2 separate regions of the Homo sapiens genome follow, and region 2 is linked to region 1. Evidence: read pairs that join two places in POLR2A ChIA-PET (ENCODE). Cell type or tissue: IMR-90. All regions are shown on one strand. Each heading gives the region's core, and the rest is flanking DNA. Links, peaks and the distances in the headings are about the cores only.

Region 1 (2,920 bases), core at 135-2,634:
ATATAAAAATTAGTGATGAGACATCTTGCTCTGTGTGTGCGTGTGTGTGTGTGTGTGTGTGTGTTTTAATACTAAAGCTTTGAGATCTCAATTTGGACTGGCACATTTCAAGTGTTCAATGGACACATGTGGTTAATGGCTTCAGTGTTTAGCCAGGCAGTGCTTGAATGTGGGCAGCACAGGGCCTGGTGCCTGACTCTGCAGGAGAAATCACAGGTATGAGGTGGCTGAAGATGCGCAGCATGACAGAGTGAGGCCAAAAGGCAGCAGTGCTTGAAGTTTGAGAACATGATGGGGGAGGATGTGTTCATTTTCCTGCAGGACAAGTAGCACTGTGCAAGTTAGTGCAAGTTATTTGAAGGGCCTCCCACCATTTCACAGCAAGAGGGGTGCATGCTGGAATGAAGGAATCCCAAGCACCTTCTGGTACAGGAGTCAAGGTTCTTACAAAAGATTAACGAGAGAGTGTTTTGAATGCATCAGGAAATGTTAAATGTATGAGTCCCTGAAAGGGTCTCCAAAGAATTAACAGAGGTACTTCATGAAAAAGACTTCTTGGAACATCTGTCCTACACAGGGCATTTGACAACAAAGAAAGACACAAATGCACTTGAGCTGGGGAGGAAAAACATTGATTTCAAGAATAAATTGAAGTTTTGGTATCTGATTGGGTTAGAGTTTTTTGATTCCTGAAAATAAGTTCTATAGTACTTGAAAGTAAACAGAAAGTCGTGGATCTGCCCAAGAGGTCGTTGAGGGGAGAAGAAAACTCTGACGGTAGTTTTGAGAAAGGTTGTGGAGAGAGACTGAATTTTTTTTTGTCCAATTTGATTTATTAAATCGACCATCATCTGTGTGAGCTCGTGTTGCAAAAATGACAACACAGATCATTTAAATGCTTTGTCGTTCACATCTCTACTCGGCAGCCTGACGCTGACAACACTGCCAGGCACATGAAGCAATCCCTCCAAGATACATTTCAGATATTAATGTTTTGGTATTGTTAAATCATATTATTTTTATTTCTATAAATTTATCTTGTTCCCCATGTTAATGGCAGAAAGTTTCAAGTTAAAATCAAGGGTAAACACATTGGCTTAGGACTCTGTCTTCTTCTGAAAGGCCTAAGCCAGGAAGGTGGATACAATTGAAGGAAGCCAAGAGAAATTGGTTAGCCTGCTACTGGCTGCAAAGAATAGAATCCCAGAGGCCAAGTATCTAAAATGACAATAGTAACTTCTCCCATAGCTAAGACTCACGTAGGGTGAATCTCATGGCTGGTTGATACTGTGACTCAATGACATTTAGGTTTTTACACAAAATATTTCTTCACTCTGCTATCTTTTGAGCTAGTTTCCTCTTTAGAATGGTAGCAAGAAGGCTATGCCAGATCTAAGCAGTATACTTATGGGCAATAATACCCAGGAGAAGAAAGAGTCACTTCTCAGGCTTCTCTTTCTCTCTCTCACTCTTTTTTTTTTTTTTTTTTTTTGAGAAGGAATCTCTCTCTGTCGCCCAGGCTGGAGTGCAGTGGTGCAATCTCAGCTCACTGCAACCTCCACCCACTGGGTTCAAGCAATTCTCCTGCCTCAGCCTCCCAAGTAGCTGGGATTACAGGAACATGCCGCCACGCCTGGCTAATTTTTTGTATTTTAGTAGAGACGGGGTTTCACCATATTGGCCAGCCTGGTCTTGAACTCCTGACCTCAAGTGATCCTCCCGCCTTGGCCTTCCAAAGTGCTGGGATTACAGGCATGAGCCACTGCACCTGGCCGCTTCTCTCTTTTTCTCAAATTTTTCTGACAGCCTCTCCCCCTGTCTCATTGTCCACAGTTAGATCACATGTCCATTCCTGAATTAATTACTGCAAGGGAAATAGAGACCAACGAGTAAATCTATATTCCAATGAGACTACCCCTGGAGTTGAGGTTCATGACTATGAGAAGGAAAGATGGATATGTGGACAAAATTAGATTCTATTAAAAAAAGAAAGAAGAGGCAATGAATGTCAGGTAAGCACCAATACTATTCACCAAATATCCTATGTAGGTTTCTAATCCAAGTAAAAGCATGCTTCCAATGGATAGAGATCTACCACATACTCTATGACAAACGTCTAAGCCAAACCAGGTTGTCCATGTGAACACAAACCTATTACTGAAACTGCTTCCTGGATAATATCACATTAAATTAAAACTTGGATCATGAAAAGGCTTTTGCAAAGACACAGTATTTCAGTGGAGGGACTTCGTAAAACAAACAAACAAACAAACAAACAAAAACCACAAAGTTCTCCCAGATACTCAACTGAGTTAATCTTGCATTGGATGTCCACATTTAATGTGTCACATTGGAGTCTTAAAGTACCTTCTGCTAGTTGTGTCAGAATTTTGCTTCAGAGTAGGATATAAAAAGAAAAAATATCTTCTTATAAATGTGATTGTTTTTCTGCCTTTGTTATAAATGAAAAGTTATGAACGTTTCAAGATGTACTTTCTTTTTAAGCAGTTAACTGTCAGTTTACTGTAGCTGGGCCCTGAGACAGAGATAAAGTCTTTATAAAACCTAAAACAATTTTAGAAGATTATTCAAACTTGTGGGTTTTTACACATATTTTTCCAGCATTAATTTGTTTCTATTTTTCTTGGAGCCGTAATGTATGGTTCTTGCTTTTCCAGTACACTACCTGAGTATAACAGTATGGTTAGAAGTTTCATTCTAACAGATCTGTTATTCTACATGGTGATAGCAATGGTTAATGCCAGACTAGTCTCCATACAAATAGTACTTGAGGAAAATTTTCTCTTCTTTCATTGGTAGTTTATATTAATATTCTTCACCTTGAATGCCAAATTTAGAAAAAAAGAGAAACCTCAGAAGAAAGACACTGTTTTCTCCCTTTTCTTAGGATACATATTTT
Region 2 (2,920 bases), core at 212-2,711, 68 kb after region 1:
ATACAGAAAGAATGAGTATGCCTCTACCTGCTCTTATCTTACTGCTTCTCTTTAGGTCCTACTCAGTACTTCCTTTCTAAAGAGACAGCTTCCTAATTTCCCTACCTCCTAATGTATCCACTGTCTTCCCTCTCCATTTCCTTCAAATACATAACTGCCAGATACATTTTTCTTAACTAGAGGTATGATAGTCATTTTCTTACTCAAATCTTTCAGTGGATCTCTATTTCTAACTCAGATGTGTCCTTCTGACTTGGATATTTGTAAAGAACTTCACGCTCTCGCCCAGCTTTCCCTTCCCGAAGCTTGTCCTGCTCACCTTTACATGAGGCTCCAGCTTATTGTGCCTATTAGGTGCACTTTCAATACAGCACATTCTTTCCTGCCACCTTGGCTTTGTCTTAGCTACTTCCTTCCTATGAAATGTCTGGATTCCCATCAATAGAACATTAACTCATCCTCAAGGTCAGTTCAAAATCAGTTCCTTCATGAGGAATTCCCCAATTCCTGTAAATAAACATGATCTCTCCCTTCCTAATCTCTCCTTAGATTAGGAAATCTCAGTTCTGAGAAATAGAACTGTCTTTCTGTTTCTCTCAGGGTCTTCCGCTTGGCTTGTTTTATAAATATCTATAGCCTACACTATCTCCTGAGATGATAAAGGCCTTGAGGAAATGGTAGGTACATTTGGTACCTACCTTGAGGAAATGGTAGCAACACAGTAGGCATGCCTCAAGTATTTGAGACATGTTTCCTTAAAGTGTAGTGAAATATTAGGGCTTAGGGGGATAAGTTATATTCTTTTACATTCGAAATATTAGAAAGGAAGCCTAATGGGAAGGCAAAGAAATTACCTAATATAGGGCTTTGTATTCCTATAATTTTGAACTCTAAAATCACTATGTTTTTCCTTGCACCAGCCTTCACCTCCCTACCCCCATATACACACTCACATATGTACACACGGGTATAGAGGGGACTTTTGGTCTGCATAAAAGATAAGCAGACTAACTCACTATGATTATTCTGAATCAGATAAAAATATGTAACACCCTTGACATGAAAACAGTCTTTGGTGAAGAAGAAAAACTTCATTAACGGTTCTTTAAAACAGTTATAATCCCTTTACTATGCTACTTTGGAAAGGAAATATAAAACAGTATGATTACATATTTAAGAAGAAAACTATAATGTATTTCAGCTCCTCCTGGTAAAATGTGGAATAAAAAGTAATCTGGACCTACCAAAAAAAAAAAAAAAAAAAAAAAAAAAAAAAGCCCAAACAGCTTCTGCTCAGTACACGGCAAAACTGTGAACATTTGAACATTTAGTGACATCTGGGCAAGAAAAGTCAGCCGGAAAAACAATCTGTTTTTGTGACACATTTTTGAGATGAATTCAAAGAGCAACTTTTAAGGACAAAAAAGCAAATTAGTGTTTTATGTTGGGGAGAATATTTTATTCTTCCTTTTTCAGGGCTGCAACTCAGTAACCGCATCCCATATAATGCTGGCACTTATGTCTCATAAATACTCTGTAGGTTTAGTGACATGGCTCTTCTGGGAGCTTTCCCTAGGCAACTAACATTGCCACTTCTAGATTTTGCTTTCAATGATAGGCCTAGTAAAAGTTGGATGTCCCTGATATGTAATGGTAACAACTGAAAATGCCATTCTAATATTTTCTGTAGCAAAGAATGAAAGAGCTAAAGGGGTTTTCTTTATTAAGTCAGCCTAGGTAACTCAAATATTCTCCTTCATTCTCCTTTCCAGCTTTCTGTTGATTTTATTGCGATTAAAACACCATCAAATGAAAAGATGAATTTACTGTTAAAACTTAAAGTTTCTTATGTACAGTCCAGCTATTGCATTACCAAAAGATGCCAAAGGAAAATGAAGTGTTCTCTCTATATGGAGATTGAATTTAAAAATTCATCTTATTTTTTAAATGCCTGGCACATTAGCCTACACATACTTTTAAACTGTGTTCCCTCTTCACCAGCTCTACTCTTACTGTTTCGATTCAAGTCCTGGAATGGAGAGGATTACTTTCTTCTGGATGTATCCCTGCCTCCTCCCTCACCCTCATCAAATTCACCCTCCACTCTGCCACCACAGAGATGCTTCAAAAAGTACATTAGATCATGTCATCTGTTGAAATTCTGAGGTTTCTCTTTGTCAGGCCATCTAAGGCTTGTGAAGACCTGGCCTTGCCTTAGTTCTCACCATTTTTCCTCTTGCAGCCCTGTCCCCAGTACATACAGTCAGGCCAGACTGCGTCCTGTCCCCTGAACCTATGATACTCTGCTGGGCTTTCATTTCCTCTCCTGAATGTTCTCGCTTTTTGCTCCCAGGCTGTTTCCTATTCAACCTCTCATTCTCAGTTCAGGCCTCACCTCTGTAGAGATGCTTTCTTGGCCCCCTCTCATGTGCCACAGCCTCTTGTGATTCTTCTTTCATAGATCTTGCCCCACTATACTGTGATAGTGACTTCCTGCCTCTCCATCTAGGCAGTGAGCTCCATGAGGATCACTTGCTATGTCTTTTTTTGGTCTGTCTTTCAATATTTCCCAGAACAGGACCATGAACTGGGGAGGTGTTGATTATGTCTTTGTTAAAATAACATCCAATCTATATTGCTTAAAAGTAGCTCACACAGGCCAGGTGCGGTGGCTCACGCCTGTAATCGCAGCACTTTGGGAGGCCAAGGTGGGCGGATCACGAGGTCAGGAGATCAAGACCATCTGGCTAACACAGTGAAACCCCGTCTCTACTAAAAATACAAAAAAAATTAGCCAGGCGTGCTGGCAGGCGCCTGTAGTCCCAGCTACTGGGGAGGCTGAGGCAGAAGAATGGCACAAACCCAGGAGGCGGAACTTTCAGTGAGCCAAGATGGCGCCACTGCACTCCAGCCTGGGCAA

Evidence for each region. Peaks named below come from ENCODE experiments on the same cell type or tissue, not always from the same donor. Only the 100,000 strongest peaks of a DNase experiment are listed, where the experiment ranks them.
Region 2: POLR2A ChIA-PET joins it to region 1 with 13 read pairs; 4 of 35 experiments call an interaction of 5 or more read pairs at or near these places.

Annotation. Positions count from the first base shown.
Region 1 is chr3:177,817,723-177,820,642 of GRCh38, forward strand. All of the region lies in intron 1 of LINC02015 (long intergenic non-protein coding RNA 2015), which reads left to right. Among named protein-coding and RNA genes, the nearest start is that of LINC02015, 2.3 kb to the left of the region's middle. In IMR-90, for the core only: no CTCF peak of the experiment used is centred there; no DNase peak of the experiment used is centred there.
Region 2 is chr3:177,885,355-177,888,274 of GRCh38, forward strand. The region is part of intron 1 of LINC02015 (long intergenic non-protein coding RNA 2015); the gene reads left to right. Among named protein-coding and RNA genes, the nearest start is that of LINC02015, 70 kb to the left of the region's middle. In IMR-90, for the core only: no CTCF peak of the experiment used is centred there; no DNase peak of the experiment used is centred there.